Linked DNA regions of Mus musculus: all the other regions are linked to region 3. A link is a loop called in an ENCODE intact Hi-C map of the cell type or tissue named here. Cell type or tissue: left cerebral cortex. All regions are shown on one strand. Links, peaks and the distances in the headings refer to the core of each region. The heading gives the core; the rest is flanking DNA. Region 1 has its middle 15 kb from the start of Gm23460. Region 2 overlaps Nab1 (Ngfi-A binding protein 1). Region 3 overlaps Gm31955 (a long non-coding RNA gene).

Evidence for each region. Hi-C counts contacts between places; a loop is a spot of excess contacts. Peaks named below come from ENCODE experiments on the same cell type or tissue, not always from the same donor. Only the 100,000 strongest peaks of a DNase experiment are listed, where the experiment ranks them.
Region 1: it touches region 3 in a loop (2.0-fold over the local background); 3 of 42 quality-filtered maps call a loop at or near these places.
Region 2: it touches region 3 in a loop (14-fold over the local background); 2 of 42 quality-filtered maps call a loop at or near these places.

What each region holds. Positions count from the first base shown.
Region 1 is chr1:52,423,800-52,434,745 of GRCm38, forward strand. No RefSeq gene overlaps it. Among named protein-coding and RNA genes, the nearest start is that of Gm23460, 15 kb to the right of the region's middle. In left cerebral cortex, for the core only: a CTCF peak has its summit at 5,246 (motif pointing left); no DNase peak of the experiment used is centred there.
Region 2 is chr1:52,460,470-52,471,415 of GRCm38, forward strand. It overlaps Nab1 (Ngfi-A binding protein 1), which reads right to left. Exons shown (of 8, transcript NM_008667.3): 5 at 6,421-6,510; 6 at 4,316-4,478; 7 at 1,619-1,735. Among named protein-coding and RNA genes, the nearest start is that of Gm23460, 21 kb to the left of the region's middle. In left cerebral cortex, for the core only: no CTCF peak of the experiment used is centred there; DNase peaks (open chromatin) are centred at 4,496, 4,991, 5,674 and 6,445; H3K27ac peaks cover 1,780 bases.
Region 3 is chr1:52,326,625-52,337,570 of GRCm38, forward strand. All of the region lies in intron 1 of Gm31955 (a long non-coding RNA gene), which reads left to right. Among named protein-coding and RNA genes, the nearest start is that of Gm31955, 26 kb to the left of the region's middle. In left cerebral cortex, for the core only: a CTCF peak has its summit at 2,109; DNase peaks (open chromatin) are centred at 5,025 and 5,527; H3K4me3 peaks cover 203 bases.

The DNA of each region.
Region 1 (10,946 bases), core at 893-8,892, 97 kb after region 3:
TGAGGGTCTGTAACTACTGCTTTGGGAATTTCAATATTTTGCTGTTAAGAGATACTGTTGATTTTGGAAATATCATTAATCACTTCCTGAAAGAACAAATAATGAGAGCTTTCTTTCCAAGTTTCCAAGAAATGTTGCTTAAGGACAGAGGGCCTTTGGGAATATCAGAACATGCTTAGAGACGTTTGGTGAAGAACAGTCTCACCACTTGAGAAATTCTAAGTTCCAGCAGATGTGTTCCTCCTGAGTGGCCAGGCACTAAAGAAAAGGTCTATCCCTTCTTGTTCATTCTAACAGGCCCTGTTGGTCAGAAACACATTCCTCTGATGGTCAGTGATGGGAATCACAACTTGAAGATCTGGCTTTTAAAGCAAAGGCCTTTTATCAGGAAGTTAGTGTCTAGCAAAGCCAGCACTTCTGTCATCTGCTGTTAAGAAACCCCAGAAACTCAGAAGTACAAGATTCATGTTTGCAAGAGATGCTTGTCCGCTTGAGAGAGACCAGGAGTGGCTGGCACCACACTCTGGCCCTCCCAAAGTCCCTCAATGTTTTTTAACCGTATGTAGTCCAACCATAAAATTGTTCTAGTTGTGACTTGAAACAGTTTGTTTCAAAGCTATGAATAAGTAAACTTCTCCTATGATGGAGTTGAGATTGACTAACCTTTCCAAGCAAGTGGGAGGAAAGCAATATAGCTGTGAGACATTGAATACAATAAAATCCCTATGCCCAAATATATATACATATATACTCTGTAGAGCTTCAAACAGTCTCTTTCCTAGAGGTCACAAAGTTGCACTGAAACTAAAACTAAAATTAAATGAAGAAACATCTACAGTACAGTCATCAAAGATAAGCTGCAATTCCTAACACATGCCTTTGCTAGTGATCAAGACCTGTCTTTCAGTTCAACTCAATGCTGTCTTATTGGAAAGAAGGCAAAACTATAATGTTTAAAATCTGAGGTTACATAAAAGTAATATTGCCATTTATGGAATCTTTGTTTTCTTTTGCACAAAAGAATAGTAGAAGAGATCAGGTCCTAGGGCTTAGAGGTCCTGACTTCCACACTGGCAGTTATTCAAGGGGAAAATGCTAACATGCTCACACATGCTCTGTCTACTGTCACTTTGTTCTGATTGGTGTCATCTGTGCTTTGTACACTAGGAAGGTGTTTCAAGAGAGCATGCAAGACACTGGTGGAATTGTCTTGAGACTGTGACCATGCCCAGGATGATGTCTGGTGGCTGATCTCAGAGTTCCAAGCTAGTTAGGCAGCTCAGCTGTGTCCTTAAACCTGGGTGGGTCTTGTTTCTTATGGTCATACAGATCTGAGCCTTAGTAACTCAAGCAAACTTTTGCTGGTGAAGCAACAAACTGGTCTCACAAGTTTTCATCGCACCAGGTTATGGGGTGACAGAGTGATAACTAAACATTCTGTTCAAACATAACAAATATGAGATGCTGAATCTGTACTATTAGAAAAAAATCACAGGCTTCAATTGTAACACCCTGGAAATGTGTTTATAAAGAGCCAAGTAAAATAGCAACGTTTAATGAGAAAATGAGTTTCCGTGTAGTGATATTAGAGCATTTTATAATGCATTCATTTCACCAGGCAGGAGAGCCTGGTTATTGGCAGAATTAAAGATTCCTGGAGCTCTAATGGCTCTTTGCCTTTAAGTATTGGTATTTTCCACTGATGCCCATGAACCTTGCCACCTATTCTAACACCAAATCTCCCAACCGTCAGTGTAGCTACTCATTATCTGGATGCTACACTGCAGAAACCATGGATTTTGAGAGCTGCTCTCAATAAACCATTCTGCAAACATCCCTGCTGCCCCTGGCTCAAGCTCCCCTGATGTCTTCAGGCCTACCATCATGTTTGCCTTGTATCTTGTACATTATGTTCACAGGCTTAGAGTCTTCTCCACCACCGATGTCTATGTAGGCTCTTGACAGAATGAGCTGGCCATGCTGTGACTCAACTACTCTATGAATACTTTAAAAGTTACCTCTGTGAGAATCATGTAGGGCTATTTTGTCTTGAATTTCAGCTTCCTGACACTCACCCTTGAATGTTCCCACCTTTCCTTTGCTCCTGTACATCATTTTTAACTTTTTGCACATCCCCTGTACAGCTTTCCTTGGTGACTCCCCCCATTTTACTCCCATTGTCCAACCAAGTCATGTGCCCCTCCCATATCATGCTTATTAGCATCCACTGAATCATTCTGTGTCAACCTGTTCCACCAGACTTGTTCCATCACATTGGGCACCAGAAGGCGCCATGGAAAATTCCAAAGGAAAGGAACAATCAATAGCCCTACTCATCTATGATGTCTATGAACCATATCAGCGTCTAACCATTCTACAATAATGCTAAGGATACAGCATGGCATGTGTACCTTGATGGTAACCAACAGCTCCCTAATTGGACTTAAGACTTACTCAACAAGAGGGAAATCATTTCTAGTACTGGGACATGTAGCCGATTCCCCAGGGCTTGGTGGATCTTGAAGGCAAACCAACAACCACTATTTTACTAAAACTGCATAATCTTTAACTACATGCCAAATATTTGTCTTTATACCCACAGACAGATAAGTGCAGTCCTCATTTATCAAGCAACCTTCACTTGGCAACTGATGGAGACTGTTATAGAAAACTACACCAATAAAAATGTAGAGTTGTCAAGCTCTGCCCCAATAGACACATCTACACAATTCCCACTCTTAAGGCTCAGGGAACATTGGGGAAGAAGAGGCCAAAAGATTCTAAGAGCCAGAGGGTCAGGGAGGCTTTTTTTTTTTGTGAGATGCTGTCGTCTAATTAGTTCTTTGAGGATTTTGATCTCAAAAACCAATACAATCTCATCAACATGACTACCTAAACCTGAGCTGTACATGGACAATGCCAATGGGCATTTCAACTTTGATGGGGAAGGCAGAAGAGGCTTCAACCTACACAAAGATCTAAGGAATGCTGAGAGCTGGAGAAAAAAATCCACCCTAGGGAAAAGCACACCAGTTGATTGTCCAATATCAAATTGATCAGCCTTAAAATGTACATACAGATATCATTATACAAATTGAGCAAAGTATTTATACTTATAAATACATCTCCCAAATGCATGGCACAACAATTAGTGAAAAAAGAGGCCATGAAATTTTGCAAGACAGTAAGGAAGTGGGTCTATGCTAGCATTTTGAGGGAGGAAAGGGAAGGGAGAAATGATATAATTGTATTATATCTCAAAAATATATATAATTAAAGAAGAACAATAAAAGAACACCTTTGAAAAAAATCCCTAAAAGGAAAATGTTTATCCTTTAACAACCATTGTGACAAGGAGTTTGCTCCATTTTTGGATGATCATTAAACTGTGATTAAAGCAATAATGCCTTGACCATATATTGATTCTGTGAACAAAAGTTAGTTCCCACTGCAATCCCAGTGGCCTTTATTATGCTTAACAGTCTTGGGACTTTCTTAGCACACTCTTGTATGTGCTCTCAAGAATGGGTCCCGGATGATGTAATGAGTATTATGAGATCATCACTACCAGGCCACGATCCTCTCAGATGGTATCCATAGGTGATACTCTTCCCCCTCTGTCTTAGTCAGGGTTTCTATTCCTGCACAAACATCACGACCAAGAAGCAAGATGGGGAGGAAAGGGTTGATTTGGCTCACACTTCCATGCTACTGTTCATCACCAAAGAAGTCAGGACTGGAACTCAAGCAGGTCAGGAAGCAGGAGCTGATGCAGAGGCCATGGAGGGATGTTCTTTATTGGCTTGCCTCTGGCTTGCTCAGCTTGCTCTCTTATAGAACCCAAGACTACCAGCCCAGAGATGGCACCACCCACAAGGGGCCTTTTCCCCTTGATCACTAATTGAGAAAATGCCTTACGGCTGGATGTCATGGAGGCATTTCCTCAACTGAAGCTCCTTTCTCTGTGATAACTCCAGCTGTGTCAAGTTGACATAAAACTAGCCAGTACACCCTCATTCTCTTTAAGATGCTGGGGTGTTGATCAAATTCCTCGAAAAGGTGAGAATGTATGAAAGAAAAGAGAAAAACAGAATATCTGTCATTGGTGACCCTGGGCCATTCCTCTCCAGAAGGAAGTATCCCAGGGCCCCAGGAGTCTCCCTTCCTAGGGCACTCATCAAGATGACTCCAGGTTCCCAGACTTGTCCCTGGACTGACCTCTGTGGCTGATGGGCAAACTCAGCCTAAGGGAATCCCTCCACCTTAGGCTTTGCAGTGATTCATCACACCAATGGCTCCCCTGAGATCCATGGTCAGACTTGCCTGTTGTCAGTTTGTTGCTGATGAAATAGTGGCTACCACATCTGGCTTACTGAGCAACCCTTCCCCACAGGAAGTACAAACACAACATGAGCTCTTTTTTTTTTTTTTTTTTTCTACAATCACTCACCTTCAACTCTGTCATGTTTACAACTTCTCCTCTGTGTCCCTAAGAGCAGCTTTGTTTGGCAGCTAGAGTGCTGGCTACTCTCCAAGGATAGAGAGCCCAATCCAGTCTAGTTCACTTTAAAACTTCATTCTTGCTCCAATGCAAATGGGACATGTTGCCTATACCCCAGCTCTGCATGGAGACTGAGAAGAGGGACAAGTCAGGGCGAGAGAGAGGAGAAGGAGAGGGAGAGAGGGGCTTTTCTTACGTTCCTGATAGAATGTGGCCTCTCTGGCCATTACTATCCAGTTGTTGTGCCTTCTCTGTGGCAGATATGCAAACCCTGGCATCCTCACTTATACCTATGTGAATTTTCCTAAAGTCCCATTGGGGACTTGATATTTCATAGCTGTCCCCATCTGCTTCAAATCTTGCCTATTAGTTGGGTTTTGCTAAGAGGGTCCATTTTGGCATACAATGAGACAGGCCTCGTTGATCGTGGTAAATCACATCTCTATCACCAAAAGCTCAGTGTGAGGTACAGAAGATGCAGCATGCTCACCTTTCTGTTTTGCCTTTGATTGCAAGTCCCTTCTTTACCTGTCAGATGAGACATATGACCAGACCGTAAGGGACCAGGAAAATACCTCATCACTGTGCAGTAGCCAAGGATGTAGATGTCTTTCTAGAGTTGTTGTCCCCTCTCAGCCTCTGTCTGCTTAGGGAGACCAGAGCAGCCAATCTTTAACAACTCTTAAGGATTTGAACTCAGGTTTTTCAGAAGAGCAGTCAACCACATGGGATCTGACGCCCTCTTCTGGTGTGTCTGAAGACAGCTACATTGTACTTATTTATAATAATAAATAAATCTTTGGGTCGGAGCAAGCGGGGCCAACCAAAGTGAGCAGAGGTCCTAAAATATTTAATTCCCAACAACCACATGAAGGCTCACAACCATCTCTACAGCTACAGTGTACTCATATAATACAATCAATAAATAAATCTTTAATAAAACAACCTTTAAGGAGATGCTAGTCCATGTCATTTAATACAGCTGTACAGTGCATAACAATGTTGTGGTGAAAGTTCCCACTAAGGTTATAATGGAGCAAAAGTTGGGGGTGAGGTGTATGTAAATCCCAAAATTTCATCCTAAGGTCAGCAGGAGTAAGATAGCTTCCCCCCTGCCCTGGGCCTGCATCCTCCATTACAAGCAACACAGTTGCTTGTAATCTTTGCCTCATCAGAGGCGGTCACCTAGCCAATAGCCAGGTTAAACTTCCTTTCTCCTTATAAGGTCATGTCTAGCAGCACCTGGAATCCCTCCCTATGCAAATGAGGCATGCCCAGCACCCTGGCCAGAGCCAATGATATACACTCTCTCCTATAGCCCCTACTCACCCTCTAAAAGATTTAAATGGCCTTTGCTCTCTCAATGAACCAAACTCATTCTCTGAAGCTGTTCCCAGGTATGCGTTCTTTGCTCAAGCACTCGCAGCCAACCACGATCCTGACTGCACTCTTCCACACTGGGCTAAGCTCCTTACCCTCTAGTCCAGTCTTGTGTGCAATGGTCCCCGGCTACCCCAAGGGAGAATCGGACCAGACGACAATTGTTTGCTCTAAAATTGGATATGTGTCTGATTTTACTAGGAGATGAGCGCTTTATGGCCTTCCATTCTGACTTTTGAAGACCCTGGTTCTTAAGGTTTCTTTTCTCCAAGTTAAATGTCCTCATCTTCACTTGATTCTCTTGTTCATCCAGACTGTAAGCGGCATTTTACAAACATACAAACCCTGGGAAAACTCCTGCCTGCCCATGGTGCTTTCTGTTCTTTTCATATTTCGTTTGCCCTTCCCTGTATCCCACCCCCACCTCCTTCCTCCTGTCCACTTTCTCTCCATTCAGTTTCAGACTTGGTAGAGGAAACATCAGAGGAAGTTTTCCCTCTAAGCTTAAAGCTTTTTTATTTAGTCCAAGATGGAGATCAGTGGACAACCAGTATAAGATGCTGTTGGAGAATTCCCCAAATTCTCTCACTGCGACTCATCTCTTATCTGTCTTTTGCAGAAGGTTTGCTGACTGGAGACACTGCCTGAAAGTGAAGTTCAGCTTTTTGGTCACTTCCCACAGCCACTGTGATGAGTGTCTGCTCTGCAAACTCCCTTCCTTCACCACCCACCACTGTGGTCCCAGCCTCTGCTGCTTCAACTTCAGGGGGGTTTAAAAAAAAACCCTATCAACTAAAGGGGTATAACAAACCTTTATCAGTCTTTTTAATTCTTTTTCCATTCTAGCCACATACATACATGGCTTAGTGATTAAGAACACTCGATGCTTTTGTAGCGCATTGGAGTTCACTTCCCAACACCCACACAATAGCTCATAGCCATCTGTAAGTCCAGTTATAGGGATCTGACTTCTTCTGGCCTTTGAGGACATCATGTGTGCACCTGGTACACATACATACATGCATATGGGCAAATGAAATACACATAAAATAAAATCATGTGTGTGTGTGTGTGTGTGAGAGAGAGGGAGAGAGAGAGAGAGAGACTCATGATGAGGAGAGTAAAAATCACGTGAGCTTGCAGGTGGTCGCTTTGAAACTGAAAAAATCATGGTTGGTTTCTCTACTTCCTGTTTTAAGAACATTCAGTGTGGCTGTTGTATTATAATGAAAAAGATCATATTTGAAATGCTAACATAATTAAATTAATAGAATTTTTAAAAAGGTTTAGATTATTCAATTATATACATGTTCTATTTGTGTTATGTAGAATTCTTTCTGCCTCACATTGAGATAAGCATTCCAAACTATAATTGATATAGGTCTATCAGATTTGCTTGCCAAGCTTCATCTTGAGTTCTTTTTTGCTGAGGACTCCAGCAAAACGTAAAAATAGGCAAGCAGGACCCCTCACTAACTGTCCCTTAGAGAAAGCTTGACTGGTCAGAAGAATTGAGCTGTCCCTGGTGGCAGCAGTGCACATGGTCCAACCTGAGGGCATGAGTGTTGGAAAGCTGGCCCCACCCTCATCTCCTGTGGAGTGGTGTAAGTAAGCGAGAGATGCTCTCTTTCCCTCACCTCACCCCTCAGGGCCTGTGGCAGGCAGGTGAGTTGGTCCTGCCTTTTCCTGGCTGCAACACTCAGGAGAATGAGCCCTGCACTTCACTTGGGCAGCACACTAGGGCTAGTCCTAGTGGAGAAGATATGGGTGAGCGGGCCCAAAGGTATGAAAGCAGGAGAGCTGACCCTTCTTGTAGGCTGTGGCTCTGGGTGAGCTAGCCAGAGCAATGCTGTAGCACTCACCTGTTGCAGAAAATATTAAAAATGAAATGGCTCGTTCCAGCGCTTGTGCCGGTAACTCTCTGCTTCGGCAGCCTGCTGGCCATGCACTGGCCGGCAATGCCCCCCACCCCTCCCCAGCCTTTGTGGTGCACACCTGGTAAACCCACACTCTGCCACCATACCTTTCTCTCTTGAACTCAGTCGAACAGCCACGTGAAGGAAAATGCCACACAGACTTAGCTCAGAAACCATGGTAAATCGTTTTGCTGGGTACAAAACTCAAATCCTAATCAATAAGTAAGCCTTATTAAATCAAAATCCTCCAGTGGCGAATCCTGACGGATCGACCACTGAAACTGGGAGACACTCATAATTACATCTTGTCCTCACGCTATCCCTGTCAAAAAGGACCTCTCTCCTTCCTCTCTTCCTCCGTCCAACCCGGAGGTCCCTCCTATTCACCCAGTGATTGGCTCCTTCACTCGTTAGGGGATTGGTTCACAAGAAGTCTTCTGAATACATGTGACTCACTCCTTATCCGAAGCCCCTCCCAGGAGAGTGGAATTAGCATACAAACTGCACCAGGCTCATCCACAACACTCACCCTGACTTTGCAGGCACAGGAGAGCTGGCAGGCTGACCAACTCAGCTACCTCTCAGGCCCAGGTAGGGCCCAGATTCAGGGCATTGAGTTGACCCACACCAACATCTGATCTGTCTATGAACTGCTGGAGCACGTGAAGGGCCTGATCCTACAGATCCAAAGCTGCAGGATCACCATTACACAGAACAACAACAGGGTATTGAGTGAGCATCCAGTATTGATAGTGTAGTAGAAACCAGAGACCTTGAACCAGACCAATGGCTCACTGCAATGAACATTTGCACGTAAAGAAGTCTGGACAAAGGGTATACTGTGGGACAAACTGTGACACACTACAGCTTCCGTGACAAGATTTTTTTTCTATCTTATTTTATTTTCTGTTGGTGGCAGGCATTCAGGTGGAGGTGTAAGCTGAAAGGGCAGAGGGTGGATACAAAGGCATGGGAAGATGAGTGCGTTGGAGTGTGTGGTGTGAAATCCACAAAGAATCAATACAAGTTTTTTTCTTTTTTCTAAAATAGGCAAGCAGGCCTTTTCTTTTCTTTTTTTTAAATATTTTTTATTACATATTTTCCTCAATTACATTTCCAATGCTATCACAAAAGTCCCCCATACCCTCCCCCCCACTTCCCTACCCACCCATTCCCATTTTTTTGGCCCTGGCGTTCCCCTGTACTGGGGCATATACAGTTTGCGTGTCCAATGGGCCTCTCTTTCCAGTGATGGCCGACTAGGCCATCTTTTGATACATATGCAGCTAGAGTCAAGAGCTCCGGGGTACTGGTTAGTTCATAATGTTGTTCCACCTAAAGGGTTGCAGATCCCTTTAGCTCCTTGGGTACTTTCTCTAGCTCCTCCATTGGGAGCCCTGTGATCCATCCATTAGCTGACTGTGAGCATCCACTTCTGTGTTTGCTAGGCCCCGGCATAGTCTCACAAGAGACAGCTACATCTGGGTCCTTTCAACAAAATCTTGCTAGTGTATGGAATGGTGTCAGCGTTTGGAAGCTGATTATGGGGTGGATCCCTGGATATGGCAGTCTCTAGATGGTCCATCCTTTCGTCTCAGCTCCAAACTTTGTCTCTGTAACTCCTTCCATGGGTGTTTTGTTCCCAATTCTAAGGAGGGGCATATTGTCCACACTTCGGTCTTCATTCTTCTTGAGTTTCATGTGTTTAGCAAAGTGTATCTTATATCTTGGGTATCCTAGGTTTTGGGCTAAAATCCACTTATCAGTGAGTACATATTGTGTGAGTTCCTTTGTGAATGTGTTACCTCACTCAGGATGATGCCCTCCAGGTCCATCCATTTGGCTAGGAATTTCATAAATTCATTCTTTTAAATAGCTGAGTAGTACTCCATTGTGTAAATGTACCACATTTTCTGTATCCATTCCTCTGTTGAGGGGCATCTGGGTTCTTTCCAGCTTCTGGCTATTATAAATAAGGCTGCTATGAACATAGTGGAGCATGTGTCCTTCTTACTGGTTGGGACATCTTCTGGATATATGCCCAGGAGAGGTATTGCGGGATCCTCCGGTAGTACTATGTCCAATTTTCTGAGGAACCACCAGACTGATTTCCAGAGTGGTTGTACAAGCCAAGCAGGCCTTTTCTTAAGAGGAGTATAAAATTGAACTTAGGAGTATAAAAAAGTATATCTCTAAAATTATACTGGGTTCTGCAGTAGGTTTGAGAGGGCTAAATCTTTCCTTTAACAGTTTCCAGCAGCAACTACCACAGGAAGGCCATTTGCTTGTCCTGGGTTCCTGTATCTTCATTCTAAGGTAATCTGAATCTTGTAAAGTTGTGGAATAAATGCACACCAAATTACTGATGTCTTTTCTGAAAATATAGTGCACTACAGTTGGGGTTCTAAGATCAAAACTTACTGTTGCTCTAATTTTCTAGAACAATCCATGACAGAAAGCTGTTTCAGCATGTATATCATGCATAGCTGAATGCTACATTTCACCAAATACTTAAGCTATCAGAATCAAATTGCTGCATTTCTCGAAGATATGTGTGGCAATGCAGGTTGTAAAAATACACCATTGAAGGAAGCAGCATTGATCCATGAGGTTGTTGTTTAACCATGTCTCCCCTGCAAACCGCCCCCTCCCAGCCCCCAGCCCTGAGAGTTGTGAAATCAGACCCTTAACTCATTATAGTAGTAAAGGTGGCTGCTTCTCAGTACAGTGATCAAGAAAGCTCTTCCTCATTCTGACCCCCATCTTTGAAGGGTTTGCCCGGTGCTGGCAACTTCTGCTGAGTTGTCTGGCTCAGCAGGCTCTCTGCTTGTGACGTCTCACAGATCATACATTGGTTCTCCTCTGATTGTTCTAAGGATGCAGCTGAAGATCTCAGGTGATTTCTGAGCTGGTTTCCATCCTTAAGATGGTTCTAAAAATGTGCTTTCTGTAAAAATATCTCCTTGAGCTGAGCATAGCGACAGAGGCCTGTAATTCAACTACTAGGCGGAAAGGAACTCAGCTGGAGGGCAGCAGAGGCTACAGAGTGGATTCGGGGGCAGCTTGGGCAAATTGGTGAGGACAGGAAACAAAATAAAAAGTAAAAAGAGGGCTGGGGACAGTTCATCTATGAATGAAAATGACATGTC
Region 2 (10,946 bases), core at 1,130-9,129, 130 kb after region 3:
AAAACCACCCTGTGAGGTATTCACTTTACGTACGCATCTGTGAGAAGCAGGGATTCCTTTGTCAAGTCTAGGCTCTTGCTGCATGGAAACTGTGTTATTTCTACTCTTTTTTTTTTTTTTAAGAAAGTATTTCTCAATGGACTGATACTGGGTACTTATCAACTGCCGTGTCCAGGACAGGCCCCATGTTCTGGAGGCACTGGCTAACACGAATTGAATTTTATGGTTCTGTTTTTGGGATCTGGGGGGAATGCTTTTGTTTTGCTTTATTCTTTTTTTTTTTTTAAAAAAAGATTTATTTATTTTATATATGTGAGCACACTGTTGTTGTTAGTTGTGAGCCACCATGTAGAAGCTCAGAATTCAACTCAGGGCCTCTGAAAGAGCAGTTAGTGCTCTTAACCACTGAGCCATCTCTCCAGTCCTATTCCTTTTTTTTTTTTTTTTTTAAGAGAAGTTGGGTGAGTAATGAGGTTTGGGTGGCATCTGGGGGAGGCTGTGGGAGGAGAGAAGTATGATCAAAGTATACTGTGTAAAACTCTCAAAAAAAAAAAAAACAACTGAAATGAAATCTTAACAAAAAGCCAAAGCTCTCCCTTAGGAATCCCTTTGTTCCGTTCTATGTAAAACCCCAGCCTAACTAAAGCTCCGTGTAGCAGCCATACCACGTGTATCACCAGGGTGAGACAAAGATGACCAATGCAATTGCGCTATTTCTTTTACGTAAAGACTTCAAAGCAATCTGGGTTTGTAGGGAACATGTGAGTTTGTTAAGAACTTTAAAGAAGGGGTTGGCTTTTCATGTTGCTCAAGATATGGGACCAATTTGCTATCATGTTAGGGTAATTCCATCCTCAACTTCTTTGACAGTCAGTGTGAAACAGTGGCCAGGTGGTCAAGGTGCACAACATTACTTAGGACATCAGGCTTTTTAGCATCTGCTCCTAGGAGCATGAACATAAAGTCACAGACTCTCTGGATAAACTTCACAGCAGGTCCTCAATGGACAACAGCTATAAAGACAGGTTCCCCCTGGCTGAACGTACAAACCCAGGGAACTGTCCTATCTCAGCTTTCCCATCTAGAAAATCAGCGACTCTGACCAAGTGATTCCTAGAGCTACTTTTTTTATTCGGAGACTGAGTGATACCAGACTCGCCTCGATGGTGCTGGCAGCCACTATCTACCGCTATCTGACTCATTTTACTAGAGTACCCAGATGTGCCTATCATTCCAGACATCAACCTCACCCTAAAATGCACCTGTGCAAAAAGTCAGGTCCTGGTACTCAGGGCTCTCTCAGCACAAGGACAGATGCAGAACATGCCGGTGACACACCACAGCACTGTCAGAAAAGCTAGTCCCCCTCAGCATAACCACTCAGCTTAACCTAACTGCAGGTCAAAATCCATAGCTAGTCAAGTCACTTTAACCTTTACAACTCTTCCCAGACATTCCTTATACTATTATGATTCTCAAAGAGGCTGGCTAACATTTTAGCAATCTAAAATTCCCAAGGGGAACTGACAAGTGACACAGTTCAGTGGGGACAGAAGTGGGAAAGCAGGGCTAAGGGAATGCTGTTCAGGTTTTCCCTGGTTGCAGTCTGCAGTCTCACCTGAGGAGTGGGACTTGGCCTCACTGGAGTAAAGCCTACTCAGCTCCCCATCCACCACAAAATGATGGGGCTGTCGGTTCTGCACACTCGGAATTCGGAGATTCAAAGGTCTTTCTCCTAAGGAAATGGAAGAAAGAAAGAAAAAGAAAAAGAAAACAAAGTAACATTTTAAACAGTCCCTGTGATTTTTGTTGTTTGGTTTCTGTTTGATTTTATAGATAAACATTCACAAGTTGCCAGTACACACCTTACTGAGAATGAGAAGAATTAAGAAGCTCTGCGGCATTTATAATAGCCAGGAAATGACATTTAAAATAATAACTTAGGAGGAAAATGGCATGCCATTAATGTTAGTACCTGGCATATACAAACTGTTGAGGGATACTTAAGAACTAAGATGAACAGAACAAGAGATGGACATTTCTAGAAGCCTTCTAATGCCGAGTTATACAGCTCCTCTGTAAGACATTTTCTTAATAATCATATACTAGGGCATGCTATCAACTCACCACACATTTAATAGTAGATAGGCAGAGAATGCTTTAGGCCAATTATAGTTATTTTTTTAAAAAAAACATAATCCATGAAAAAATAATTAGTACAAATACTGTAAAATGTGTTACACATCATATTATATTATCTGTCACAGAAAATTACTATCGCACAGCAAGTTATCCTAGTGTCATAAATTAATCACCATCAAGTTGTTCATAATTGTCTTTTCTTATATGTTAATTCTTAGCCACTAAGAAGGGTCAGAGAAGCTAAAGAAGACCTCAGCTACAACGTTTCTGTCAAGTGTTAGAAAGGAAATCTTTGTTTTACTCTGGTGTTGTGATCGAAGGTGACATTTCATTTCATGGCTAGAGAATGCTTACTAACGAGGTATTCTTATTTGAATTGGAAAAAAAAATCTTTGCCAATACATGTCAGACAGGATTAGCATCCATGACATATAAAGGAGTGCAGAAATCAGTCACAAAAACCTCTCCTCTCACCTTCCATTAATAACTGAACTAATGAAATGCCAAGGTAGAAATATACACAAATGGCAAAGAAGAAATATACACACATACACACTTCCTGAATATCTGGGAAATGGCTCAACATCTCAGCTATCATGCAAATGCAAATTAAAATTAAATTTCCACATCGCTCTAGTCGGAGTGGCTATCATTGAGCCTGCAAGTGCCAGAGAGGACACAGGGCAAGAATTCTCGGCTTACTGCTGGTGACAGTGAACACTGGTACAGCCACCTTGGAAACCAGTATGGAGGGCTCACAGAAAACTAAAAACAACCTCCATGCAGCCCAGCTCTACCACGCCTGCATACATGCCTGCAGTGTTCTGGAGACCCTACAACAGAGATGTGCGCGATCCGCTTATCACTGCACTCCTCAACAGCCAAGATATATCATCAGGCCCAGATGTCCACCAGCAGAAGAGCAGATAAAGAACACGAGGTACAGGTGCATGGGGGAGTTTTATTCAGCCAGCCAGAAAGAAAAGTAAAATGATAACACAGGGAAGCAGATAGGTTGGGAATCATATTACATTAAGTGAGGTAAGCCAAACTGAGAGATCAACTCCACAGTTTCTTTTGTATGTTGAACCTAGATGCACACACGCGCACACTGCACACGCATATATGTGTGTGTGTGTGTGTGTGTGTGTGTGTGTGTGTGTGTGTGTGTGTGTGTGTGTGTGATGAAACCAGAAAGGGGATGATAGGAAGAAGGGATTTTATGGAGGGTGAAGGGAGAGAGTGTAATATGGTATGTGTTACAAGAAAGGGGCTGTTGGAGGGAGGAAAATACTGCATGAAATACCACATCAAAACCTGTTACTTTTTAACAGGTTAAGTTATGAACTTAAATCATGTTTTAAAAGATGGACTCTTACTTGGTGAAAGAAATTATTAACAATACTAAGCACTTACTAGAAAGTAAATAATACATAAAATAAGACAATATCCTTCAGTATACTATTTACTGATATTGAAGCTAAGGACCGATTTACAGGGCTACACACCATTCCTCGCTACTTGAAGCTAAGCTGTGCATAAGCAAGGATGTCTTTTGCACTGCTCTGCCTTCTGGCCTTGGAGGCCTGCCTGGCATATAGAAAACACTTCAAAAAACCTTTTCAATGAGTGGATGACAATGACATGGGGTTTTCTTCATACTGAAGACAGGAGAAAAGCCAAAAACATTTTTTTTTTCAGAGTAGTAAAAACACTCATGACTCAGCTTTCTAACACAGACTTGTGTTAGGAAACAAATATACATTTTAGACAAATTGATTTTTGAAATTTAAAGAACGATGTTTCTGTCGTTTGGAAAAGGTGAGGGTGTACTTCAGTGGAAGGCCCTGGGTTCAATCCTAGCACCACAAGGAAACAGGTGCTATCAGCAAAGCAGCATCTTTGACGGAATCTGTTTCTTAGGGGAAATGGGCTGTATTCGCACATCCCTGTCCTGACCAAGCCTCTACACATGCGCAAGCTACAGTACAGGAATAATAAAACGTAAGGACTTTTAGAAATTAAAATATACAGGATGCAGGATGACCACTTTCCTCTGAAAAGGGACTAGTGAAAATGGATTTCTGCAGATATGATCCCTTCAAGACATAAAGGAATCCATTCTCCCCACTTCTCTTTGAGAGGCAAGTGGCCAGTCACTGCAGAGGCTCACCTTGTCCATCAGAGCTATCAGAAGGCAGGCCGCCATCAGGGCTCTGCTCGCCGGAGCTCTGCCTGTAGAGCCCGGCCGTGAGTCTCCTCTCCTGCTGCAGCCTCTCATACCCGGCCTGGGCACACAGGAGCTCCATCTGCTTCGCCATCCCCTTTTCAGCCTGCTAGTGAGTAAAGCAAAGATAAAAGCAATAACTAAAGCATTCTAGATTTCTTCATGGCCTGATGCTGCTAATTTGAGACACCAGCGAATGCATTTAGTATTTATTAAAAGGAGCTCACACTTCCTGTGGATGTATATCTGCCTCCATAACTATGAATGCATGCTTGTGTCATGTAAGACACCAGGTTTGTTCAAAAGGTTTCCTTTCAGTCCCATAAAGAGAACTCTATGTAAACTCAAAGCCAATGTAAGCTTCACTTTGTTTCCCAAGGTTCTGAGTCCTTTAAAGGATTTCCCCTTCTTTCTAAAATAGAAAAAAAGAAAAGAAATCAAGAAAGAAAGAAGATGGAAAAAAAGAGCCTAAGAGCAGCAGCAACATCTGCTGTCAACTGCTTTGAGCACAGGGTGAAATCCTGGCATCTTATTTTAGGATTTGGCGCTACCCAGATTCTGCTATGATGACAGCCTGCTTGGAGGAGAAAAGGTGTAAAATGCTTGTCTAGAAGAACAAGACAAACACACCTCCCACCAAAATTAAACAATGCAAATTATGCAGAGAGGCATCCCTGCCAGCAAGGATCTCTGCCTCCATCCCAGAGTGAAGCAGCATTTCCAAACCACGCATAGATGGACATGTTTGAAACAGAAGGCTGCTGTGTGACATATGAGGTCACCTCTGCACGTGTTTTAGAGGCTCCTTTTCTGTGTTCTGCTTTAAATTACTTGCATGTGATATTCAAAGCAGTGTGTCTATATGACATTTGCCAATGAAGTAATAGTCAAAATGCAGATATGATTCATTATCATGTTATATAAAAGTACTATAAGAATGCCACTATGTAAAATTGGTTACAAAAGTCATGATTCACAATTTTAAAAATCAATAGATGGAACACATAATGGATTAAAAAACAGAAGAAATACCCTTATTACTTTTCTAGACATGTACAAACCAGATCAAAGGTAACAACTTCATTTTGGCAAGTTAACTGGGGACATTTCAACAGGCCATTCTGGGAGGGAAACATAGTAGCAAGGTTTGGCAATACTAAACGGGCCTGCAAACAGGTCTGCAGTTCTGTCTAAAAGGGACATTCACACACGGACTTTGGAAATGTCCACTTCTGAGCACATACATAGTTAAAAATTGACTAAGATTTTGGGGTAGGAGGATAGCTATTGTAGCACACAGTACTGGCTGTAGAAGCCTGAGAAACCAAATTCAAATCCCAGCACCCACATGAAGAACTGAGCTGGGAGGTATGCGCCATGACTCCAGCATGAAGAACTGAGCTGGGAGGTATGCGCCATGACTCCAGTAGTGGGGAGCAGATCCAGCTGGGTTCCTGGGGCTCTGCAGCCAGCTAGAAGAACAAATAAGAACAAGGCTAACAAGAGCCCTGTCTCAAAAAAATCAAGGTGGGTGGACCCTGAGGAACCACACCCAAGGCTTCCGTCTGGCCTCTATAAACAGGTGCACACATGAGTACACCTACCAGCACCCTTGTGCACCCACACAAGCATGCACCCCCTGACATATACACAGAAATTAATAAAATTATCCAAAGCTACACACTAATTTAACAATTGTTCAGTAATGCTTTAAATGGGGTAAGAGTAGCAATGTTGACGATATGTTATTGAGATCTTGTGCTATTTTACCTAAGAGTTGTACCAAAATGGCTGTTTTCCCTGATACTCAAAGAATGTGTCACTTCCTACAGAACTACAGAGAGTAAGTAACAGCTTATCAGATTCTGTTCATGAGCCAAATGAAACCAAGATGTTCCTGCCATCAGACAGATAAAGCTGAGGACCAGAAGACATTTAACAACAAGCAGAAACAAACTGTATCCTCACAAACATCAAGTGGAAGCTAGCTGAAGCACCCACCTACCCCCAACCTATAGCTATTCCCATGACAGTCACGGCAGGTGCCTTACCTGTGAACCGAGCCCTGCAAGCTCCTCGCTCTTGGCTCTGGCCTGCTGGAAGAGTGTTGGCACAGATTCCTGGAAGTCGGGAAATCCATCCTGTGGGGCCCGGAGATTCAGACTTTGTTAGCACACAAAGCAAAGACAACCCTCTGCCCTGAGTAGTAAATAATCTGAGATCTTAATGTAGAATATTGCATTTCAGTCTTCGAAGCCACCGTGTCTTATTTTCTATAGTAAAACTGCAAATGAACAAGATTGGAAATCTGATGCTCTCTAGCACCAGCACTGGCAAGCAGACTTTATGACCACAGAGACAAGAGTTCCAACCAGCACCCCCTCACACACACTCACCTCACCGCCCCCCACCCCCCACTCACCTGCTGAACCAGCTCACATGCTCACACCAGACACTTGGAGCCTTCTCCTACTTCTAGCTTTACGAAAAGCACTGAAGTATTTCCATGAAAATAGCATCTTTCAATAGTTTTGACTATCCAGCACAAAAAGCATCAAGAGGCAGAACCCTCCACCAGGAAGCCACCTTTGCTGTCTAACGTTGTTGCAGTGGTCCTCAACGGTACAAGCATGTTGCTGATACTTCACAACTGTAATTTTGCTACAGTTCTGAATCTTAGAAAGCATGTGGCATGCAGGCTATCTGAGCCACAGGTTAAGAACCAGAGGTTAAAGGCCTTGTTTGGATGGGTTATGGGCTTCATCCAGCGTAACTTTCAATGCTGGGACTGGGAACTGTTGGGCTTTTAAAAATATTTTTTTTGTTAAATTTTTTTGACATGCAAAAGTTAATATATTGCCGTTGCATAAGCTTGTATATTACCCTCTGGTTTATATGTGACCGTTTTATAAGCTTGTGCAGTACCATGATTTGTACTGCTCTAAAGTCCAAAAGGGAGTTTTAGTAATTCAGTAAGTAGCCATATTGCCATGTTTTTTATTGCTTGTTTATAATCTGTCTGGTAAAGACCTAAAGTAAAAGAAAAAATTAAATTGCCACCCAACTTGAACTTCCCAGTACTTCCTGTGAGTCCCCTTTGTCAGGATGAGCCTACAATGGCCTACAGTACCTGTCTTCCCAAGTTAGTGTCTTTGGGGGGAAGGTAAAGCCAAGAGAATCTTTCTGAGCTGCTGAGAGGACCAACTGGGAACAGATGATGAGATCATGGGCTTATCACATGACAGCTGCAAAGTGAGAACAGTCATGCATCCAATATGTATGGAACACGATGGTGGGCAACCTACCCACCATTAATTTTAAGTTCTTTTTTAACTGCTTATTTGCTGTTATATAAAAGGCTGCTCTATATAAAGCTACAGGCAACTATGATGGCTTTAGTAAGGAAGCCTTAAGAGGAGGCCACTAGGGTCTCCTTAGAGAAATCCTTATTACCAATGCAGCTTTTTCTTTGTGGGATAAGCTACATGCCTTTAACACAGGGTTAAGAATGTAAAAACCCATTACAGTAATCTAGTAGAAAAAAGATGTGGTGATATAATAAAATGTTTTATTTTATTTGTGATATAAGATATTGGCTCAAAACAGTCTCCCGTTATGGTCTTTGCATGCCATGCTTTCAAATATTTAGTCTACAAAATCAATTTCCTAAATAACATCTAGTCATCTATTTTTAATTAAAAGTTTTAAAGTTTTGAGATGGTGTCATTTTACAGGCCAGGCTAGTCCAGGTTGTAGCTCAGCCTTGGCCTTGAACTCTCAACCTTTCTGCCTTGGCTCCTGAGGGCTGGGATTAAAGGCACCAGAACCACAATTATCTGTTGTTTGAAGTCAGACATGAAACAACATGATTGGAAGTAAAACGTAAATAGCTCTGACACTGTGAGACCGTGTCATGCACCTTCATCTCCAACTGTCCTTTCTTAGTAGTGAAGACACTTGCCTTTCTAGCCCCTGCACTGATGAATAGGGATGCATAGACTGTAATCAGTAGGTGAGCTAGAGCCAACTTTCTATAAGAGCATGAGCACATCATTCTTCTGGTTACTCCAGTTTTCTTCTAAGACTTTTTTTTTAACTCCTACAACTCCAGCCTCCACTCAAGCAAACCTTCCTTTAAGCTCAAACAAGTACACTTGGGCCAAGCATCAAGCAGACTGCCCAACAACCGCACTGCTGGTGTTCAGAAGCCCAAACTGTACTGGTTCCTGTTTCACAGACATTTTCTACTTACCCCTCACAAACAATGCTTGTTTCCCCTGTTCTACAGCTATAGACACCAGCTCCAAGCCTAAGCTCAATGCATACAGCCCTAACATGAAGATACTTCTGAAACTTGGCTAGGAATAATAGCTATTTTTCATGAGAACTGACTACAACTTTGTAATCTGAAGTCTGTTCCTATTGCTAATCCTGGGGTGCTGAACACATCATTTTCTCCCTGGGTATAGACTGTCCCATTTGTAAGAGGGACACTATAGCAGCCATGAGGCTCATTTATACAGGCATTTTTAGGGAAAGAAAATAGTGCAAAGAAAATACTTACCTCAGTGCTTGGTACATAAGAATTACCCACAAAAAATATTTCTCCCATTTAGAAAGTTCAGCCCCAACTCTACCACGTTTAGGGAACATAAAATGGATCAGAATGGGTGACTTGCCCGTCCCTTTGTTATACAGAGGAAAAGAATGTTTGAGGAATATATACACAGTATAGCTCTCCAAGGATGAGTGGGAGCTATATACATAAAACTCTAACCAGCAAGGAGATGCTGGGAATACTGGTAGGGGGATATTTCGGTGAAAGCACCTGGGGCTACAGCAGCAGCCAGGAAAGGCATGCTGCACCCTGACAAACAACCCATAGAGGCCATCAGCCCATAGAGGCCATCGATCCGAGACCTGGAACACTGGGAAAGCTCTCGAAAGAGAACAAGAAGCTGAGAGGAGTTCTACAGGAAAAGACAGAAGCTTAGATAAAGGCCTGAGGGCAAAACCAATGAGCTGTACATGGTTTATCACAGTTACAGTAAGGAGTACCTAACGAAGTGTCCAGAGATGCTAGACAGGCACGGCCAGATTCTGTGGGGCCTTATACACAATACTATGAAATTTAAATCTTATCTTAAACAATGTAAATATTCCTTTTATATAGATGGTAAAGAGAAGCCACTGATGCTCTCAGAGAAGACGGCCAGGTCAGATTTTAGAAAGGCTATACCAGACACAGCTGATACTTGGTTAATGTCTGTGATGAAGATGGAGAACAGTAGCCTAGGAGTATGTTGGGGATACTCACTGCAATAAAGGCTACAGGGCCAGGCATAGATTACAAAGGAAACTAGAAAATGGATCATTGCAGGCAGAGACATCTTTTTCTAAGGGCTGCAATGATTTCCCTGTACTTAAACCTGGTAAGTAGGGGTAGTAACTTTGGACCAAAGAGTGAAGTCAGGGCTGGAGACTTACAGCAGCCATCAGCTCAACAGTATGTTGTGGGTGTAGCTGCTGACAGAATCCCCAGATGTCCCAATATCTTAAATACTGTTTGAAGAGGCTTATGAACGAGGAAGTAGCTAACCAGTCTTCTTGTGTTAGGACCAGATGTGTGGTCTCAGCAAGCTAACCACATCGTTTACAGCATTCCCAATTTTTCCATGGAGATTGCATCACCTGCTTTGCCTGCCCAGGGAGATTTGTGGGAATTAAATGAACTATGCAGATGGCAAATCTTGTCATGAGGGCCTTCATGGTCAGCTATGAGAATACTGCAAAACTGGGGTGGGGACCTCCAAACTTTGTACATGAAAGCTTGCTGGAAAACGGGTAGTTAGTGCTCCACTGTTTATAATGAGAAACGAGGCATCTCGTTATCCAACAGATAAACAACAGGGAGAACATCTCTAAGATACTAGTATATTGGTAGAAGAATAGCTTTGTCTTTACTGTATTTGGTACAAGGCTTATTTTGGGTCTCTGTAGCCTTCTTTCTAGGCACCAGCTGTACCATGCCATGAGCAATTTATCTCCATGTCACATTGATGGCTGCTGCCATTAATTACAGCATTCCCTTGGTGATGAGAATCTGGAGCTCAGCAATGAGAATATATGATACGTGCTTGTGACCTAATTAGTCTCACACCATTGGTTTCCTCTCTCTCTTTCCCACTAAGCACCAGTGAGCTGTTTTAAAGTGGCTGCCCAGTTGTCTTGGAAAGATGCATGGTGGCAGATGTTCTTAACCCCACGTGTGCGTTTTCCCCTTTCTCTATTCACGTTTTCTGTATGAATAGCAGGTTGTACTGTTTCTGCTTTTCTGATCTAGAGAGAAGAGCCCACTTCAGACTCCACCAGCTTTCCTTTCACGAGCTTAGTCACAGTGTAGGTGGATATTCTGACCCTGCCTCTCACTCCCTGCTTCCCCAGAGCAGCTGGCTGGCAGATGTTTCCTCTTTCTTGTTCAAACCCAGTTCTCGGACTTTCTGGTCTGTTAACGAATTCATTTCTTCCAACCAGCAATGTCTGTACTCTCTACTCCACAGGGACAGAGTTGTCATCC
Region 3 (10,946 bases), core at 1,039-9,038:
ATACCACAGAATAATAACACAAACAAACTAGCTGACTGGCAAGGGATGAATGCAAATCCCGAATCTGCAGCAGTGACAGATCTCACGCGGTCAAGGCACCAAGCTCAGCCCCACAGAACGAACCAAGAGCAAACCCACATCTGAGCCCTTAGTGATCTGAGCGAAGTCTAATGACTGTCTTGTGGGTAAGGCAACTGAGACAAGGCCACCAGAGTTGGGGTAGCTATTCTGGCTTGCTTTCCAACAGCACAGGAGCTGTGGTTCATCAGATCCATATGTGGAAGGCCTACCCCTAACGGTGTGACTTAATGCCGACATGGAAACTTTACAGAGGTAATGAAGATTAAATAATGAGGCCATAAGAATAGGACAAAACCCAGTAAGAATGATGCTTATCAGCAGAGCAGACACTAGGTACACAGGCACAAGCAAAGGCCATCTTCAAGCTAAAGAGAGGCTTTAGGAGATAGCCATGATCATTCTTTATTTTGTTTTGTTTTGTTTTTTTTTCCATTTTTTATTAGGTATTTAGCTCATTTACATTTCCAATGCTATACCAAAAGTCCCCCATACCCACCCACCCCCACTCCCCTACCCACCCACTCCCCCTTTTTGGCCCTGGCGTTCCCCTGTACTGGGGCATATAAAGTTTGCGTGTCCAATGGGCCTCTCTTTCCAGTGATGGCCGACTAAGCCATCTTTTGATATATATGCAGCTAGAGTCAAGAGCTCCGGGGTACTGGTTAGTTCATATTGTTGTTCCGCCTATAGGGTTGCAGATCCCTTTAGCTCCTTGGGTGCTTTCTCTAGCCCCTCCATTGGGGGCCCTGTGACCCATCCAATAGCTGACTGTGAGCATCCACTTCTGTGTTTGCTAGGCCCCGGCATAGTCTCACAAGAGAGAGCTATATCTGGGTCCTTTCAACAAAATCTTGCTAGTGTATGCAATGGTGTCAGCGTTTGGAAGCTGATTATGGGATGGATCCCTGCATATGGCAATCACTAGATGGTCCATCCTTTCGTCACAGCTCCAAATTTTGTCTCTGTAACTCGCACAATATGTACTCACTAATAAGTGGATATTAGCCCAGAAACTTAGGATACCCAAGATATAAGATACAACTTGCCAAACGCATGAAATTCAAGAAGAACGAAGACCAAAGTGTGGACACTTTACCCTTTCTTAGAAATGGGAACAAAACAGCCATGATCATTCTTAAACATGAGCTCAGGGTTCCCAAACTGTGTCTCCATCGTTGTCTTGATGCTTGCTGACTAAGAACTGATAAATGGCTGCCAGCAGACCTGTGAGTCCTTCCCCACTATTACAGCTCCCGTCATGTTCTCTCTGCTTAGCCAGAGATTGTGTTCCTTCTATCTAGAAAGCCCTTTGCTTCTTGGCTGGGCATTTTAGTTCATCCCTCAAGTTGACCTCAAGCTCAGTTGGTGTGTCACTTAACCAACCAACTGGCCATTACTAATCACTCTATATGTGTGACATACTTTGATTTTAAAAAATGTTTTATTCTAATTTAAATTTTTAATAAGATCTCACCATCTTCTAGCCCCCTTCTCTCTTGCTATAGAATGAGTTGTTTGAGAGATGAACTGAGTCACATCTGTACACCCCCCCCATTTCACACCCAATACTTGATATGTGATAGGTACTCAATATATTTTTGTTGATTTAACATAGCTAGAAATCCGTAAAATTGAAGAATTGAAAGAAGCTTGTCTATTCCTATAACTGGATACTATAGATAGAGTAATCTTTTGAAATGGTATTTTTATTCATTCTTTGAGAATTTTGTAGAGGTACGCAGTGTGTTTTGATCATATCTACCTGTATGCCTCTCCTATCCCTCCTCTGGGAAGTCTTTAATGAAGATGAGTTTACTTGGCTTATGAGTTCTGATGGATGAGAAGTGATTGATTGATTGACTGGGGACTCTACATGGTAGGACAGGACCACAGGGAAGGGTCTCTAGCCAGCCCAAGTATGGCAAGCACTGCTCTGGCAGGCCTTGTCCTTCTCCCCATTTCCTCTGCTTTGTTAAAAACCATTAGATTGCATTCCTGCAATTAGCCACCAGGGTGTGTTCCCTCATTTAGCCTTCTGAGGCTGACTATCAAGGTCCAGGTATCAAAGTATTGAAGTCTAGCAATTGAAATCCCCTTTGGCTACCCTAGTTAACATGCCCAATTAAAATTAAACACCTCATCCTAACATTGGGTTTCTCCTTTTACCTTGTAAACTACCATTTTGCTATGGGTCATGTCTGTCTCCTTCCTATCCAGAGGTAGTCCTTGGTCTCCTTCTCTGAAACAAATACCCCTGCCCTTCTCTCTTGTTCTCTTCTTCTTGCCCCTCATCCTCTATCTCCTGTCTTTGTCTCTTATTCCCTGCCCTTGTCTCTTATTCCCTCTGGGGCAAATAAATATTCTTTGTGCTGAGAACTTGGTCTTAAGGGTTCTGAGCCCACAGTGATCCTTTTACACAGCACAGATGTTTCCTCTTCTTTGCAGGCCATAGTCCTATTATATTAAGTCCCCAAACCATAAAGCTTCATTTAATCATGGATCTTATATTCATGTAGGTTCCTACCTCTTGAGTGTTCCGCAATGGTGATTAGGTTGCAGTGTGGGTTTTGATAGAAATATTCAAACCATAAAGACACCTGTTCCATCCATTTTCCAGGAATGAGAATGCAGTCTGGATATGGCCCAAGAATAGAGTCCTGTGAGGAGAATTCTGAATGCTTGGGAGAACACTCCAAGTAAAGAAAAGTCTTGTGGCCTCAGTTTTTTCAAAAACAAGAAATTGCTCTTGGAATATGGTGTCCAGGTGTTGTGGACAAAAGTGAGTTTGCTTTAGATTACTCATTATTGCCCACTGATGTTATTAAATTAAATGTATTTATGTTCCTCTATGAAAAAATTTGCTTTTTCCATGTGTGGCTGGCTTTTCCTTGTAATTATAGACAGCTCAAACTCAGGAGAACTCTACTAATTCGACTTTTCTTAACCTTCAGAGTATATGTCTTCCGAGACTCTGAATAAGTTGACTAATGTGTGAGGCTTTAGTCTGCCTCATTTACCCATTTTGTTCTCCCAAGTCCCACTGAATCTAAAGTGGTGACAGTCTTCCAGTTTTCATCGTCTAATTTCTGAGGCATAGGTTAGCAACATAAGTTGGTCTTTGTTTAAAAGCAGATTCCCTCATTCTGAGTAAAGTAGAATTGAGCAGCATACATATCCTGAGCTTGGTTGGAGTGGTTGGGATAGGGCACAACAATCCCCAGTAGACCCGTTGGAATTAGGACCTGTTGACTTGTTTTGTGGGGTAGAGGTGGCCTTGCCACCAAACGAATACAACAGCAGGTTCAAACAGCAGGGGAAAAAAGTACAAAAGAAACTGAAAACCCTATGTCTCTGTTATGGAAGAAAACCATCCCTAATGTTATCAATACTCAAATAACAGCAGCACTGGGGTGGGGGTGGGGGGTGGGGGTAGGATAGTGAGACTGACTGGAGGCAGCTAAAGGCTTGGTCAGTGTTTGGTGCTAGGTGAGTGGAAGCCTCAGTTTCCATGATTTGACTTTAAGTTTGTGATGCCTTTTCTGAACCTCAGTTTCCCTATTTGTCAGATGGAGAAAATGATGCCTTTCTGTGGGTATTGTTATGAGGCTTAACCAAATGATAAAAGGGAAAGGAGAGGTTCCACTTCTCCAAGAAACCCCCTCTGATGGGATTGTAGAGGAACGACTCCTTGGCCTGTGCAGTGTCAAGGCAGGGATAACTGGAGCTGCTCACTGAGTACCGTTGTGACAGCTAATCTCTACTGCACAGAACCTAGTGAGGACTGATTTGCCCTGAACACAGGAAGAAATTGACCTTCACAGATGCTTTCTAAAGATGCTAGATAAAGCAAGGAAGCACAGAGAATGTGGCAAGAGTCTTCATGCCTGTGCTGTAGGTTGAGCTGAGCAAGGATAGGCACGGGTTTCCAGGGTTCGGAGCTTCTAGCCTTCTACATGGTCCAGGAGCCTTCGGTCAGCCTTAGGCCTAAGGAAGCAGTGTCTGGAGGCTAATCCGGATTTAGCTCCAACATTTCAAAGCCAGTTATGAAAGCAGGGGGCGGGTTGCTGTAATCTGGGTGCTGCCAGGCACGACCTGGGCCTGCTCTTCATTACCTGCATGGGAGCTCCCTAATAACACCTTTTCATATTTGCATGTTTGAGTGAACATGAAGAATTTCCAGTTTCTCAAAGTTGACTCTTCTTCTTCTTCTTTTTTTTTTTTTGGTGGTCCATTTTTTTTAATTAGGTATTTTCCTCATTTACATTTCCAATGCTAACCCAAAAGTCCCCCATACACTCCCCCCCACTCCCCTACCCACCCACTCCCCCTTTTTGGCCCTGGCGTTCCCCTGTACTGGGGCATATAAAGTTTGCAAGTCCAATGGGCCTCTCTTTCCAGTGATGGCTTATTAGGCCATCTTTTGATACATATGCAGCTAGAGACACGAGCTCCGGGGTACTGGTTAGTTCATAATGTTGTTCCACCTATAGGGTTGCAGATCCCTTTAGCTCCTTGGGTACTTTCTCTAGCTCCTCCATTGGGGGCCCTGTGATCCATCCAATAGTTGACTGTGAGCATCCACTTCTGTGTTTGCTACGCCCTGGCATAGTCTCACAAGAGACAACTCTATCTGGGCAAAGTTGACTCTTCTTAAAACACAAGTTTAATAAATATGGGTGCCAGTGAGTTTGAAGCACAAGCTGGAAGAACATTTCCCGAGAATTGTGTTTTGGTTTTTTTTTTCCAGATTTTCAAGCACGCACAATACTGAGAACAGAAAAAGAAGCTTTGGCAGTTTGAGAGTGTCCCTCTGAAAAGGGCAAGGAAGTAAAACAGGGAAATACAGCGGGGAGGGGACAGTAGTGGGGAGACTGGAGGGGACGAGAGAACAGAGGCAGATGACTCAGCCTGAGGGGGCTGGGAGGAGCCTGTGGGCAGGGCTGTCTGAGTGTGGAGTAGGCAGGCGGTTATGACTAGCATTGAATGGAGATAATTAAGAGCAAGTTGGTACCAGTCACTGCCAGCAAAGAAGAGAATGTATCCAGAAAAAGCATTTCTTTATTTCAGCACTGAATTCAAACACCTACCCATTTGGGTTTGAGAATTCCATTTAAAAAAAAAAAAAGTTCTGAAAACAGACCGTACATGGCTGTGAAATCTGACTGGCTTTCTTTCTGAAGGTATGTATGGGAGAGGACAACTTTGAAACTGTAAAGCTACACTGGAACATGCTTTCATTGAAAGAAATGCTTATTTAAAAATAATACTCATCCCATACAGTACATAGCAGTGCTGTTAAAAGTCATGTGCAAGTTATCAAATTTCAAGGGAGTATCAGCCACACACGGATTTCTCAGTTGTTCATAACGATAGGACTGAAACGCACGGCTTCCAGATCCTTTAAATAGCTTTTGGAGGGAAGAACATTATAATTAAGCTGCATCGAGTGTCACTGCAAAGAAGCTTCTAAATTACGGGTCTGAGTGGGGGCGAGGAATGCTCTTTGATTGCCTGACAATCAACAGCAGAAGATGTTCACATACGCGTAACCCAGACTCACTGTAATTATATCAGAAGCAGAAGAGGTGGGCGCGGCGGGAGCAGCCTGATTCACTAATCATTTGCTTGTTGTTCTTTCAAAAATCATCTTCAGACTAGTCACAAACACTCAGGAATTCATATTTACAGAGTGGCTCTGTATCAGAAAGGATAGAAAGAAGGACCAGTCCTTTCAGTGTGTCTCAGAAAGGTTGTCAAAAAATGGCCCAGGACACACTAAGAAGATGCTCCTGCTGTGGGAACTAGTGCACTCACCTGGCCTCAGCTGCTTTACTCAAAGCCTAATGTCAGAAACGATATTCCCCCACTTATTCCCATAATTTTTATCCCATTTCCACTCGGCTCCCTGTTGGCTTAAAAAGGTCCCTTTTTCTTTTAAGGCATAAGAATATGGAGGAAATGTCATAATATTGTGTAGTCTCCAGAACCTCTCTTGCCTCTTAAAGAGGCTCAGATATTGCCTCTTGGTGGGGCGGGGCACTGGGAAATCAGTGTCTTCTCCCCTGCCCAAGACAGGTACTATACCTGCTCACCCTCGTGCCAAGGCTTTGATACACACAGGCAACTGTGGGGCTTCATTGAGAAGCATGGAATCTAAAACCGACTGGCCAGAAAGGAATGTAACCTATCTTTCACGAGCCTTTGTTTTATGAGATGCTAAGACCTAGCACGAACGTGTATGAACTACATATGCAAAGAAAACATATCACATGTGATACAGCCTTCTAGACTGTGGCCTTTCTAGATATGTAACTAAAAACTGGTCTGAAATCCAGAAAACAAAAACAAAAACAAAAACACTGAACATTCCCTCTCAGTGGCGTTTCCCAGCTTCAGATCTTCAGATGTGAATGCATGGCGTGCAGCGACCAGAGAGACCAGGGAACTTAAAACAGCGACCATTGAATCTGGTGAGGTTACAGAGGGGAGTAGCAGGTGCGGTGAAGGACAAATGGAAAAAACGGGCAGGGAGAGCTAACGACAGGAAGAGAGGGAGAAAGAAGAGGCAAATAACTCTAAGGATGTGTGATAAATTCTCACAGAATCATACCATATTTACCTAAGTGTGTGTGTGTGTGTGTGTGTGTGTGTGTGTGTGTGTGTTAGCCTTAGTCACTGCTCCATTGCTGTGAAGAGACACTATGACCACAACTCTTACAAAGGAAAGCATTTGATTGGGGCTGGCTTACACTTTCATAGGTTTAGTCCATTCTCCTAAGGGTGGGGAGCATGGAGGCACGCAGGCAAGGAGCTGAGAGTTTGACATTTGGATCAGTAGTCAGCAGGAACTAGAGAGGAACACTGGGTCTGCCTTGAGCTTTCCAAACCCCAAAGTCCACCCCCAGTGACATACTTTCTCCACCAAGGCCACACCTCCTAATCTCTAGCACCACCATGCATTTAAATATATGAGCCTATGACCATTCCTATCCAAATCAATACACATAGTGATTCATATATTTATATGTACATATAAATATATATATACATATATACACATATATCTATAATTTCACATATACACTTGTACACACACACATATATGCCATTTGGGCTGACGATGTACTCCACAAGAGCCATAGATTACATAACAAAACACCCAGCACCTGGTATGAGAAACTTCCATTGTATTGATTAGAGTAGTTCAAGAGACTCTCCAAACAATATTACTGTTGTCCATTGTAGCCTCTTACAGGTTGAAGGTAAGTCCCCATTGTTGTAGTTACAAGGCACAAGGATTAGAATATTTGAGCTGTATCTGACCTGAAAGCCTCCTTCCTGTGGCCTAGCTTATAAAGTATCAGAAAGTACTCAAAGTTGTCAAGGAAGGAAAACAATCTATAGTCCTATCTGGTTGTGATTTCTATGAACTACAACAATGACCATCATGGCAAGACATCTCTAAAGATACAGTAATGGCACACATATCCAGGCAGTAACCAAAAGCTGTCAAATTGGACCCAAGATCAACTCAACAGGAGGAAATCATGCCTGGTGCTAGAGACCTAGCTGACCACTCAGGGCTAGTGAGGTCATGGGCCTTATAGGAGAGCTTATTACTGCTGGTTTTCTAACCAGCACAGTTCCTAACGACAGTCTAAATACTTAATATTTGTACCCACAGATAAGTGTACCCTGCACCAAAGAAGCTTCTCTTTGCTGCAAACAGAGACCATTACAGAAAGTCACAACTGCTCATCATGCAAATTTCTACCTATTAAGGTTAAAATTTCTTATAGAAGAGTCCCTTTAACCCCCTGCCACTTCTGCCTGTCCAACAGGAGTGCGTTAAAGAAAGAAGTGAGAGGTTAAGAAACCATAGAGCAAAGGGAAGCTGTGTGGGCAATTGGAAGGCAGGGCTACATGGAATTGGCAAGAAGGAAGTCTTAGGAGTATTTTTTTTTCCTTTCTGCTAGCTGGATGCTTTGGAAGGCTACTCCAGAAAAGACATCTCAGGAGTGAGTCAAGCCACGTACATGGATTTGTGATACTCATCTTTTCCATTTAAATGCCCATGGAGGAGCAGCATTGTCCTCTCGCCAGCTGCCCTCAGGTTCCTGTCACCAGCTATCTTCATGTACTTTAGAACTTGTCTGTTTGGTTTACAGCATGCTACCCAAGGGAAAATAATGATTTAAAACCCTAGGTGTTGCAGGATACTTGCTCACACTGTGAACCCTGAGATTGTGTTATTAACTTTAAAAACTTGTTTTTAGTTGTGGTATGGCTCAGCTTTAGCACATACATTTAATTCAAGAGCTTTCTGCTTGAATATTGTAAACAGGATTAAGTAAAGTCAACCATAGGTCAAGAGGCAGAACAAGCAACCAGTTGATAGGGAATGAACAGAGGAAAAAAGCCATAGAGAGTAAGAGGGGGTCAGGAGGACAAATAGAGAAACTGACAGGAAGTAGAAGGGAGGGACATTCATTTAGAGGTGGCTTTTGAGATGGCATTAGAGAGGGAGGTTCCTTTTAGGATACTGGGTGAGGAGGAAGGTCAACTGGGTCCTTCTTCTACCTCTCTGAGCGAACAGGATTTCAACCCAGTGTCTAGCTACCAAGTCTTCATTGGTAAAATGGAACAATTCAGATTTTGTTCAAAAGTAAAACACAGGAAGACTGGATAGTCTTAAAACCCATCCCAGAGGGTGAAATTCTGTGGTGGTAGACTAGATGTCAGGGCTCCTTTCAGCACCCACATCCTATAATTGAATTATATATTGTTCTTTTTTTGAGTGTGTGATCTCATCAGAACCAGACCCTTGTCCATGCTATTTAAGTTTTGTACCACTAAGCAACATCTGAAACCCTTGTTTTTTTGAGGCAAGGTCTTGTTATATAGTCTGGGCCAGCCTTAAACTCCTGAACGCTTGCCTCAGCTTGCCTAAAATTCCATATGTGCATATACACTGCCATGTACCATCTTTTAAATTAGTCTTTCATGTCCCTTAAAGCAACAATATAGGTCTATAAATACTTTATTTATTAGAATGGATTACATATTTCTAAGTGCTAATCAACAGGACAGTATTTGTGTACACTACTATGTGTACATCAATAATACTATGGTTATTTATGCTGTGAAAGTTGCCTGAGCAAGTCCATCAAAATAGATACCTGAAGAAATAATTACTCATAACTCTTTAGGTTCAATTCAGAGACTACTGCCATACTTCAGTGAGCCTTGTTAAGTAAGAACACTGATGTGTGTCTTCTTAGCCTTAGATTAGAAGGAAAGATGACTTTGCCAGGAATGATGGCATTGAAACTAAAGCTTTGAGAGCCTGGTTTTATATCATGCTAAAGCCAAGATATTAGACAGAAATGGCTTTGTTCTCTTACACTCTGTTTATGCGATGCTCTAGAACTGAGGGACAGACATTAAAACTATAGCCGTAAGGGGATAAGGTCAAAAGGGGGGAGGTAGAAGTTTGGGGGAGCCAGGAAGTGCTGTGTCTTCCCAGCATGGATGGTTAAGAGCCCCCCACCCCACCCCACCCCCCGGTCAGTCTTCACCAAAACCTTCCTGGAGAAAGTGCAAATTCACTGTATGTGTATGAAATCTTCGTAAATCTGACTTTTTCAAAAACTGAAAAACAAAATTGTCCAGGACCCAAGCCTTAGGCAAACACAGTAATTCCTGCCACTACACAGGTTTTTCCAGCACCCTGGGGGACTTTGGAGACATTTCTCTTTGAAGAGAGTAAAGGATTCCTTGCCCCAAGGAACTTTATCCAGCCCTTTGAGCTTCTGTGCACCTCTCACAGGATGGACTGGGTCAGCAGTGGAATCAGATTGTATCGTTGCTCTCATCTTTCTGCAGAATTGATTTCCTCTGGGTCCTAGTTCTGAACTCACATCTTATTGCCTCCTTTTAAAGGAGAATGCCCATGGCATTCTCTAATTCCCAAGTGAGTTCTGGGCTATAAGGATCAGAATCTGTTTGGAGAAATGGCATAGGTGGATCTGGCCTGAAGGCTTCCAGGATTCTGCATCAAAGGCCGAAGGGCTCTCTTTCCTTGTCAAATCATTTCTCTTTCCTTGGATTTGCTGTACATAGTACATTCTTGAAGGACCTTGACCTAGATTCTTCCTCTGCATAGCAGCTCTCTGAATGTGGCTTTATCTGAGGCTGCTGCCAAAGGCAGTAAGTAACCTGGGAGTGAGGCAGGACAGAGCGGCTGGGGTGTGCCTTTGGTTTTCCCCTAGTTGACAAGAACCAGTACTTACGCCCCTATGTCCTTTGAGTGGGATGGAGTACAGGCAGCATCCACAGCAGGATGCTCACAAAAACCTGGGGCAGAGAATAAGTTCTGTAGATGCCTCATTCCACCCTTGCCAAAGCATCCAGCAAATCCCCAGGCCTCACATCAAGTGCTCTGTGGCTGTTCCTGATTTGATTGACTGATACTTCGCTCTGCACCTAGATTCCAAGTAATTTATTCTCCTCCCCTAAACCTCCGATGCATCCCTTTTCTTCTCCCACTGTCAAAAGCTTTGCTAGATGTTCCTTCCCCGAGCCCCACAATAACCATCCTGGCCTAACCAATCTATATTTTAACTATATTTGAACCTCCACCCAGCCTCCCATCCCTCGCGGCACTAGATTTTTTTTTTCTGGTAGATATTTCTCTTCTATCTGAAACATCATGTATTTATTAGAAATATTTGCCAATGCTTGAAAAACTTGCATATACTGCTTTCAGGTAAGCAGCCGTAAGCAGGGGTCTGGGAGAAAACGGGAGGTCTGGCTTTGTCCTCAACAGGGTGATTGCCCTTAGATTTGTGGAGGCAGGCTTGGTA